Linked DNA regions of Homo sapiens: region 2 is linked to region 1. A link is a loop called in an ENCODE intact Hi-C map of the cell type or tissue named here. Cell type or tissue: CD4-positive, alpha-beta T cell. All regions are shown on one strand. Links, peaks and the distances in the headings refer to the core of each region. The heading gives the core; the rest is flanking DNA.

The links. Hi-C counts contacts between places; a loop is a spot of excess contacts. Peaks named below come from ENCODE experiments on the same cell type or tissue, not always from the same donor. Only the 100,000 strongest peaks of a DNase experiment are listed, where the experiment ranks them.
Region 2: a loop joins it to region 1, with 3 times the contacts of the local background. A loop is called at or near these places in 1 of 110 quality-filtered maps.

Annotation. Positions count from the first base shown.
Region 1 is chr22:46,051,722-46,056,232 of GRCh38, reverse strand. All of the region lies in intron 1 of LOC124905135 (collagen alpha-1(III) chain-like), which reads right to left. It overlaps PRR34 (PRR34 long non-coding RNA), which reads left to right and starts at 2,008. Exons shown (of 2, transcript NR_165243.1): 1 at 2,008-2,483; 2 at 4,334-4,511. It overlaps PRR34-AS1 (PRR34 antisense RNA 1), which reads right to left and starts at 2,387. Exons shown (of 3, transcript NR_027034.1): 1 at 2,313-2,387. RefSeq lists silencers at 2,098-2,257, 2,498-2,617. In CD4-positive, alpha-beta T cell, for the core only: no CTCF peak of the experiment used is centred there; DNase peaks (open chromatin) are centred at 2,432, 2,892 and 3,326; H3K4me3 peaks cover 3,102 bases; H3K27ac peaks cover 2,330 bases.
Region 2 is chr22:45,316,412-45,320,671 of GRCh38, reverse strand. The region is part of intron 1 of FAM118A (family with sequence similarity 118 member A); the gene reads right to left. Among named protein-coding and RNA genes, the nearest start is that of FAM118A, 8.6 kb to the right of the region's middle. RefSeq lists enhancers at 2,021-2,090, 2,141-2,190. In CD4-positive, alpha-beta T cell, for the core only: no CTCF peak of the experiment used is centred there; DNase peaks (open chromatin) are centred at 315, 1,431, 1,881 and 2,311; H3K4me3 peaks cover 2,159 bases; H3K27ac peaks cover 4,000 bases.

The DNA of each region.
Region 1 (4,511 bases), core at 310-4,309:
GGGCTCTGTCTGCTTGCCCGCTGCCCTGGCACTGTGACTAACCGCCCCACTATTGTGAGTCTGAAGTCAGCCCTTTGTGTCGTCCCCTGGCGTCTGGGAGCACAGCCGAAGAACCCTTTCCAGCAGCCCCCCTCATTCTGGAACCTGCAGCCCCAACATCCATTCTTTCAGCTCTCAGGGTTGCTGGGGGCTGATGAGCCAGTGGAAGTATCCCTTTCCCTGGCCAGGAAGGGCCACCAGCAAAAAAGAAGCAGAAAACCAGTCTCCCCTACTCTGGGTGGGGAAGTGGGGGGCACAGGGACCTACTAAACCTACGTGACCGCCGTGGTAGCTGCTCCACACGCAGCAAAGGAGCCATTGAAATGGGGAGAGGCCAAATCGAATATGGAAAAAATGGCAAAATATCCCGTTCACAGTTTCATACGAGCAACACACTGAAATAGGATTTTGGAAATTTATATTAGATTAAAATGAATTTTAGTACTAAAGTGAATCTTACCCGCTTATTTTCACTTTCTGAAAATGTGGCTATTAGAAGGTGTTAAATGACAGATGTGGCTTGCATTTGTGGCTCGCGTTGTTTTGTGTGAGCTCGTGGGTTTGGGGGTGCTGGGACCTTGAAGGCTGCTTTCTCCTAGGGAGACAATGGCACTCCCTACCCATCATTGTCAGGAATACCAGGCCCTTGCAGCCACACTGTCTCCTGACCCTGGCCTTGCATTCCCCGTTTTGAGAATTGGGACTTACACACGCAGGTGTCTAGGAATCCTTTGTCAAACACTGGCATGCACACGAGTATGCCTGCACACCCACGTGCACATACACGGACACGCACAGACATACACAGCCCTGGCTCCTGTCCACCGCAGGCTGGAGCAACCTGTCCCAGCTAGCCTTCGTGGAAGCCAGATTCACAGGGCACCCAGATGCCCTCCAAACCCCCCCTGGACCCAGACATCTGACCCTTTGTCCTGGGACAGACAGGACCAACCCAGGCCACACCCGCCTTCCATGGGCCGGGGCACTTTTGGCTTCCTGGTTCCCTTCCTCCATAAATACTAAAAATTCTATTTTATGACTACATCAGACTAAAGGCCAATAAAACCAGGTCGAATTCATTGTCGTATATTCATTATTTTTATAGTCATTTTTTCTTCTGATTTTAAAAGAAATTAAAATGAAAACATTTCATGGGCCCTAGGCTCTATGCCTCGTGGGCTTGTGGGCCCAGACCATCCCTCTGAGCTCCCATGCCCAAACCCATGCCCCTGAGTCTCACCCAGCGAGGAGCACAGGGGGCTTGCCTGCCGTTTGTCCAGTGACCAGATAGATACCTTCTGAACTCATTCCTTAAGTCCTGCCCTCAGTAAACAGTGTGTGAATCCCTCACCAGATGCCAGAAAACGTTCCACATTATTTTTAAAACAGAAGTCAGTCAGGAGGAAGGCCTGGGATGCCAGTGTGGTTGAAGGCCCCAAGTCAGTGGGAGCTAAGACCCTCACCCGGTACAGGGCTGGGGTCTCCAACCGGGGACCTGGACACCATGTTTAACACCCAAGAGCAGGCCAGCAAACAGGCGTGCTGCTCTGGGTAGCGACTGGTACCGTGAGGTGCAGCCTCCGAGAGCACCAGGCCCCTTCTGCCTCCCACCCTCCACCCCTGCTGCAGGTGCTGCGGGGCCCCCGGTTCTGGATGGAGGTGCAGAGGAGGCTGGGCTTTCCGGCGTCCCCCAGAACCGGCATCGGCTGCTCTGGCCTTTCCCTTCCCAGGGAGCCACGGCGCCAGGCCTGGGCCCAAACCCTGCTCAGGAAGGACGGGCCGGTGCAGGAGATGGTTAAAATTCTGCATCCTTTTTGCATCCGCCTCCAGAGGAAGCGCTGCTTTCTCCCCCCACCACCCCCCCCCCAACCCCCCCACCCCGCGAAGCAGGAGGAGGGGGGAAAAAAGCTGAGAGCAGCAATTTGCAGGCCTTGGGATGTTTTTCTCCTTGACAGCCCCGGGCCCCGCCTCGCTCCGGCCCTTCCTCCGACTGTGCGGCTGGCCCTGTGGCCGCGGCTCGGTGTCTGCCGCTCCTGCCCGGGCCCCTGCACACGCGTCCTCCCCTCGGCGGGGAGGCCGGCTAGGGGCAGGCGGGCAGCGATGCCTGCGTCGGCCACAGCTGCCTGGCACTGCCCTCCTTTGTGCCTGCCTCCTCTGCCAGCCTCCGCTCCAACCTCCCCCCCCAACCCCGCAACGAGGCCTGCTCCTGGGCCCGGCCGCAGGGCCCGTTGCCCACAGAGCGCCCACCCTGCGCCCACCCGGGGTGCCCTCACCTTCTGGGCCCCTGGCTCCTGGCCTCGGGTCCTGCTGGTGCCCAGGTCGCCCGGCCCCGTCCTCCGTGCTCCGCGTTTGCCCCACCCTGCTGCCCGAGCTCGGCGGCGAGCCTGGCACGGTGCCAGGCTGCCTGGGAGCCCAGCCCGGGCAGGGCGAACTTTCCAGCGAGGGTGTGTATGGGGGGGAGCTGCGGGGTGAGGGTGGTGCCTGGGGAGGGAGAGGGCCCCAGGTGCCCGGCGGCCGGCCCCCGGCCCCCAGCCCCCAGCCCCTGGCCGGCCTGCGGGGGCCTCCCCTGCCTCCCGTCCCCAGAGTCCCACAGAGGCGCAGACAACACGAGCGCTTGAGTCCCAGCAGCCATGTGCAGGAGCCGGCAAACAAACAAAAGCCCTTATTTATTTATTTAGTTCACACTCCCAGATAAGGAGGCGCCTTTTGTGCACATAATTTCACACACATCAGAACGGAGGCGATGCCACGGTACTCCCCACAGCCCGAGAGCCCCGGACAGCCGCCCGGCCCTCATGAATAATTGCATCGCCTCGGCCTGGGCATTTCCATATTTAAATTGGGCAGCAGCGTATGATTAATTAAGAAGGAAAAAGGCAAAAAGGAAGAAAAGCAGTGGGGGTGGGGAGCCGGACACTCTGGGCAGCGCAATGTGCCAAGGTGCCCGCGGCAGCTTAACTCCTCCCATGCCAGGGCCCAGGGGGAGGCCACAGCAGGGGCTGGGAGGGGAGGCTCCCAAGACCCTCAGCCTGGAGGGCGGCATGTCCTTGCCTGCTGTCCTGTGTCGAGTGCCACCCCAGCCTCACATGCTGCCTGGGGAAGGTTCTCTTCCTCCTGTTCGTATTCCGGGCAGCTCACCATTGCTCAGGTCAAAATGTGCCATGCCAGTGCTGGGGAAAGAGACACACCGAGGCCCCCCAGTGGGGCACTTCCAGCGGGAACTGACCTGTCTTTTGCCCTGCACAGCTTCACCCTACATCCCTGCCACATGCAAGCTGCAACGCTGCCCTGCCTGGGGAGGCTCTGCGGCCCATCCCCACTCTCACAAGCCTCCTCCTCCAAAGGGCTGGCTCTTCTGGCCCTGAAAGCAGCCGGCCTGTTCCGGGAGTGGGGCAGGAAGGCCTGCCACCCTTCTAGAAAGATTTTTGGCTAAGTGAGTGCCAGGAAAGACTATATTCCTAAGGCAAGAAGTGGCCCCGGATTTAGAGTCTGGCCATCACCAAGGTTTGGCCTTATTGTTTGCCATTTGTGTGGCCTGAGGCAGGTTATCTGGCCTCTCTGGGCCTCGGTCTGCCTGGTTGCAAAATGGGAATGATATGAATGCCCACTATTCCTGCCCTGTGGGGTCCCGGCGAGCAAGAGCAGCTCCTGGTTGGCAGAGAGCCTGCCCGAGTTCCCAGACTCGTTGTCCTTGTGGTGGGCTGAGGTCTGAGCCAGAACAAGTCCAGATAGACCCAGGACCATGCAGCCCTGCCCCTGCTGAGGCCCCAGGACACTGGTCAGAAATTTGCTGAGAAAATAATCTGAATTCTTGTGGCCAAGAGTGTCCTAGGGCCACCAGGCCTGGCTTGGTTGTGGGGGGCCCATCTGCCCTTGAGCGTATGCAGGGGTGTGTGGAGTGGGAGGGCTCTGGGGCAGGACCAGCTGCCCAGCAAGAGCCTCCTAGGGGTCCTCTGGGGTCTGGGCAGCATTATTATCACCCCCTCCTTTACAGCTGGGGGAACTCAGGCATAGAGAGTTCAGGAGCATACCTGAGATCACACCAAAGTGGGGGCCCTGGGATTTAAACTCAGAGCACCCCAAATCCCATCCCAAGGCTTTTCTTTTCTCTTTTTGAGATGGGGTCTTGCTCTGTTGCCCCTGCTGGAGTGCAGTGGCGTGATCACCGCTCACTGCAGCCTCAACCTCCCAGGCTCAAGTTATCCTCCTGCCTCAGCCACCCAAGTTGCTGGGACTTACAGGCGTGTGCCACCATGCCCAGCTAATGTTTTTTTTTTTAACCTTTGTTGCTCAGGTTGGTCTCAAACTCCTGGGCTCATGCAATCTTCCTGCCTCGGCCTCCCAATGTGCTGGAATTACAGGTATGAGCTACCGCGCTCAGCCCAAACCCAGGGCTCTTAACCACCCTACTATGTACTGTGCTGGCCCCCGGTCAAGGGAGAGAACTCACGTCAGGCAAAAATGTTTTACAG
Region 2 (4,260 bases), core at 261-4,260, 740 kb after region 1:
GAGCCCAGAATTTCAAGACCAGCCTGGGCAACATCATGGGGAAACCCCATCTCTACAAAAAATACAAAAATTAGCCAATGTGGTGGTGCTCATCTGTAGTCCCAGCTACTTGGAAGGCTGAATGGTAAAATCACCTGAGCCCAGGAGGTTGAGGCTGCAGTGAACCACGACTGTGCCACTGCACTCCAGCCTGGGTCGCAGAGTGAGACCCTGTCTTAAAAAGAAAAAAAAAAAGAAGAAGAAGAAGGAAGAAAAGAAAAAGAAAAATTACGTGTTTGTTTGTTTTTTTTTGATGGAGTCTCGCTTTGTCACCAGGCTGGAGTGCAGTGGCACAGGCCTGCGCCACCACATCCGGCTAATTTTTGTATTTTTCATAGAGACGGGATTTCACCATGTTAGCCAGGATGGTCTCGATCTTTGACCTTGTGATCCGCCTGCATCGGCCTCCCAAAGTGCTGGGATTACAGGCATGAGCCACAGCAACTGGCTGAAAAATCACTTTTTCACATGTGTAATCTTCACTCACACACACACACCCAGCCACTAGAATCAGGTCATCAAAAGTAATTTTCCAGGGTAAGGAAACAAGGCTTAATCAGTCCATAAGCATCATTAGATCGCAGAGCTAAATGGGATCCCCGTTATCCTTTGAAAATGTAAACAACTACCTAAGTCCATGCATATATTTTCCTAGGGAGAGTTCACAGCTTCCATCAACTCCCAAACATGTCTGCGACCTTACCCCAAATGCTAAGAAATCACAGTCCACAGGCAAAGAAAACGAGGCTCACAGATGCCTGTAACCTGCCCCAGGGAAAGACTGGCAGAGTCCGGGCTGGGGCTTGGCCCTAACACATCCTTCTTCCCATTGAGGAGTTAACATCAGTCATCAAACTAATCTTTTGTTTTTTTAATCTACTAGATACTTTCTAAGGAAAGTAACAGAAGTTGAGTTTCTCCGCTGTATAATATAATCCCTCCACCATCTATTAATAATATAAGCAACTCTGGACCCCACCCCTGAGATTTCAATGACTGATTTAACTGTTCACCAATCCTCAGTTTTATTAACCATAAAACATGGATTCTTGCCAATGGGCCGAGTTTTGAAAGCTCAGGCCTCTGTATGAAAGTGCTCTGGCAGCTGGAACTGCTGAGTCCAACAGCTCAGGCTCTGGCCTGTGGATGAGGCGGCCTGCACACTCCCGGCCTCCTGCTGTGGGGCAGGACTTGGGAGCCACTCCTGTTCAATCCTATTTGGAAGGGGACGATAAGAGGGCTCATCAGCTGGCTAATTCAAGTGCCCCCTACTCCCGCCCCCCAAAATAATCCACATCACTTCCAAATAGTTACTCCTCCCTGTCTATGAGAAGGGCTTGTTTAGTTCAGCCGTCTGTACACGACATTTTAGACTATTTTTTAAACACGCACTGGTCAACCAGTGACGTAAAAAAACCACATGCCTAAAACTGTTACCACAGTAAAGAACTTTCAAAATCTACCTCTAGTTCTTTCAACCACTGTTCAATTGCTTTCGATTCTCCACATATAAGTGATTATGGTTACAAATTCAAATCCTAAATACTGCATTTACACATCTTCAAAAACAGTATGAACAAATTAAACTTTTGCAGGCTATATTTAACTCCGAAATTAAGTGATTTCAAAGTTTCTCAAAAGAACGAGGTATCACACTATTCCTAACACTTACGTAACAGGCCACAGCTCGCACTCCTGGGTGGTCTGTGGCTCGCTTAAGTGCTCAAAACCTCTTTCTCAGCCTGAACTGCAGGTCTGGTGCTGGCTCCTCAGACAGTATTTCAAACACAACCACACGGAGTCCAACCTCAATAGGCAGATGGGCCTCTAGACTTTAATACTGATGCATACTTTTAAGGATCAAAGGAGCCAACACGGAAAGTACCCAATTATATAAAAACTCAACACAGCAACTCTGCAACTTGAACTGCACAGTTGCCCATATTTAGACATTTACAGTTCATTATCACACTACATGTTTAAAGACATTACCTCATTTCCTGTTTTACAGCAGCCTAAACATCAGAGTCAAATCTCACAATAATCTAGAAATTACCCTAAATCTCCCCCTTGTTTTTAAACCAAAATCCAAGTAAGGTGATCTCAAAAGCACTCGGCACCAGGTCCTAGAAGTTTCAGCAGGACAGCAAGCTCCAGCGTTCTGCTCCCATCCAAACACCGTCTAAGCCAATCAGATCCCAGAAAACAGTAACAAAACCCTTCGGAGGCCTTTCAGACGCTGCATCTCTCGGTTTCCTTAGTGACTATGTCGTCACCACGGTGTGTGGGCCCAGAGCCAAGTCATCATAGCAACCCTTCTTTTTTTTCAAGGACCTATCAGCATTTCTGAAAGCAAAATCTGGCCCCAGCAGAGATTCTTATAAGCAGTTCCTGTCTTTTTTAATCCAAAGCCAAACTCTTACCAGGATGCTGTCTGCTTAGAACTTAAGATCACTAGCATTTTATAAACTAGCATAGAGTAGCTAGAGACTGTCTTATTCTTCAAACCCTGGCATCCAGCACTACGTAAACGTTCATCAAACGGAGTTCAATGCAAAATACAAGCTACCAAAATCGAACTTGTTATTTACAGGTAGTAAAACAAAGTACCTCACAACCCTACCGTGGTAGGATGTTAATGGCCCCGCCCCTCATGCCTGCTGGCAGCCACACCCTTCTACAGCCCCTCACAGACTCCAGGCTTAGCCATGTGACTTTTTGGCCACTGAGATATCGGCAAATGGGATAACGGGAAGCAAGTACAAGTCCGACACACCCTTTACGACAGAGCCTGTCCCGGTGGAATTCTGCCCTGCAGAGCTCTGGCCTGCCACTTGGTGGGCAGCCGAGGTACCATCCACCCACACAAGAGCAAGGCTGCCTTGGGCCACAACTGCATGAGTGGCCCCAGCGAGCCTGGCATAAGAACCTGCTGGGCCGGGACCTGGGCCTGGCGCTGAGCTAGCAAATAGGCTGTGGCTGTTTAAACCCTGGCGGGACAGGGAGAAGCCCAGAGTGCCAAGGAAAACAGAGCAGATGGACGAATGAACGAACATCACGAGGCTCTGTGGGGAGAGGGGAATGTGTGTCAAGAACTGTAATGATTAAAAGTGGTGTAACAAAAAAACCTTAAATTACTCGCTTTCCATTACAAGCTATATGTTCACTTAACAAGCACAAACCATCAACTGGAAGTGTCCAGATTCTGGGATCCTCAAAAGTATCCTTTAAGAAAACCTTTTCTGTGTGTTTTGAGAGTGAGTTTCACTCTTGTTGCCTAGGCTAGAGTGCAATGGCGCAATCTCGGCTTGGTGCAACCTCCGCCTCCCGGGTTCAAGCAATTCTCCTGCCTCAGCCTTCCAAGTAGCTGGGATTACAGGCACACGCCACTAAACCTGGATAAGTTTGTGGTTTTTCAGTAGAGACAGGTTTCACCATGTTGGTCAGAGGCTGGTCTCGAACTCCTGACCTCAAGCAATCCACTTGCCTCAGCTTCCCAAAGTGCTGGGATTACAGGTGTGAGCCACTGTGCCCAACTTTCTTAATTTCTTTCTATAAATAGATGATCACATGGGCTTTGAGCAGTTTCAAAAAGCAAGGAGATAAGGGTGTCCAAGCAGCATCTGATTACAATGAAGCAAGAGGGACTCAGAGTAAACATAAGCTCAAACTACATCCATCTCACACAGGAGTGAGTGGTGTCACATTTACTCGGCAAAGTTTCCGAATGCTCACCTTTAACTCACCTGTAGTCAATCCACAGTGATCATAAAATGACCCCAGAATTTGCAAAGTCAGACAAGGTCACTGTGACTACAAAGGAGTTGATTTATGTTGAGCCCTTAGAGCAAAGCCCGGCAACACAGTAGGCTATTAGTACCAATATTACCACTGCCACTGTGACAAAAGCGCCTCACACTAAGAAAGCATTTATAAATGTGCTACTGACAGGAGACAAGAGGCTGGGAAATACTAAATTTAATCAGTGTAGCCAGGGTGGATCTTGAGGACTGGAATGTCCTTAAAGGAGGCCAGAATCTATCCACTGCATTCTGACTACACCAAGGCAGCTCTGGAAGACCGGGAGCCTTCAAGCAAGCCCTTCCCAGCATGACCCTCAGCAAGACAGATGACTGCATGCTATGGAAGCTCAACGGCCAGACCCTGCTCATTAATATCCTCCTCTCCCTTCATTCTAGATGTGATTCCCACAAACTTCCT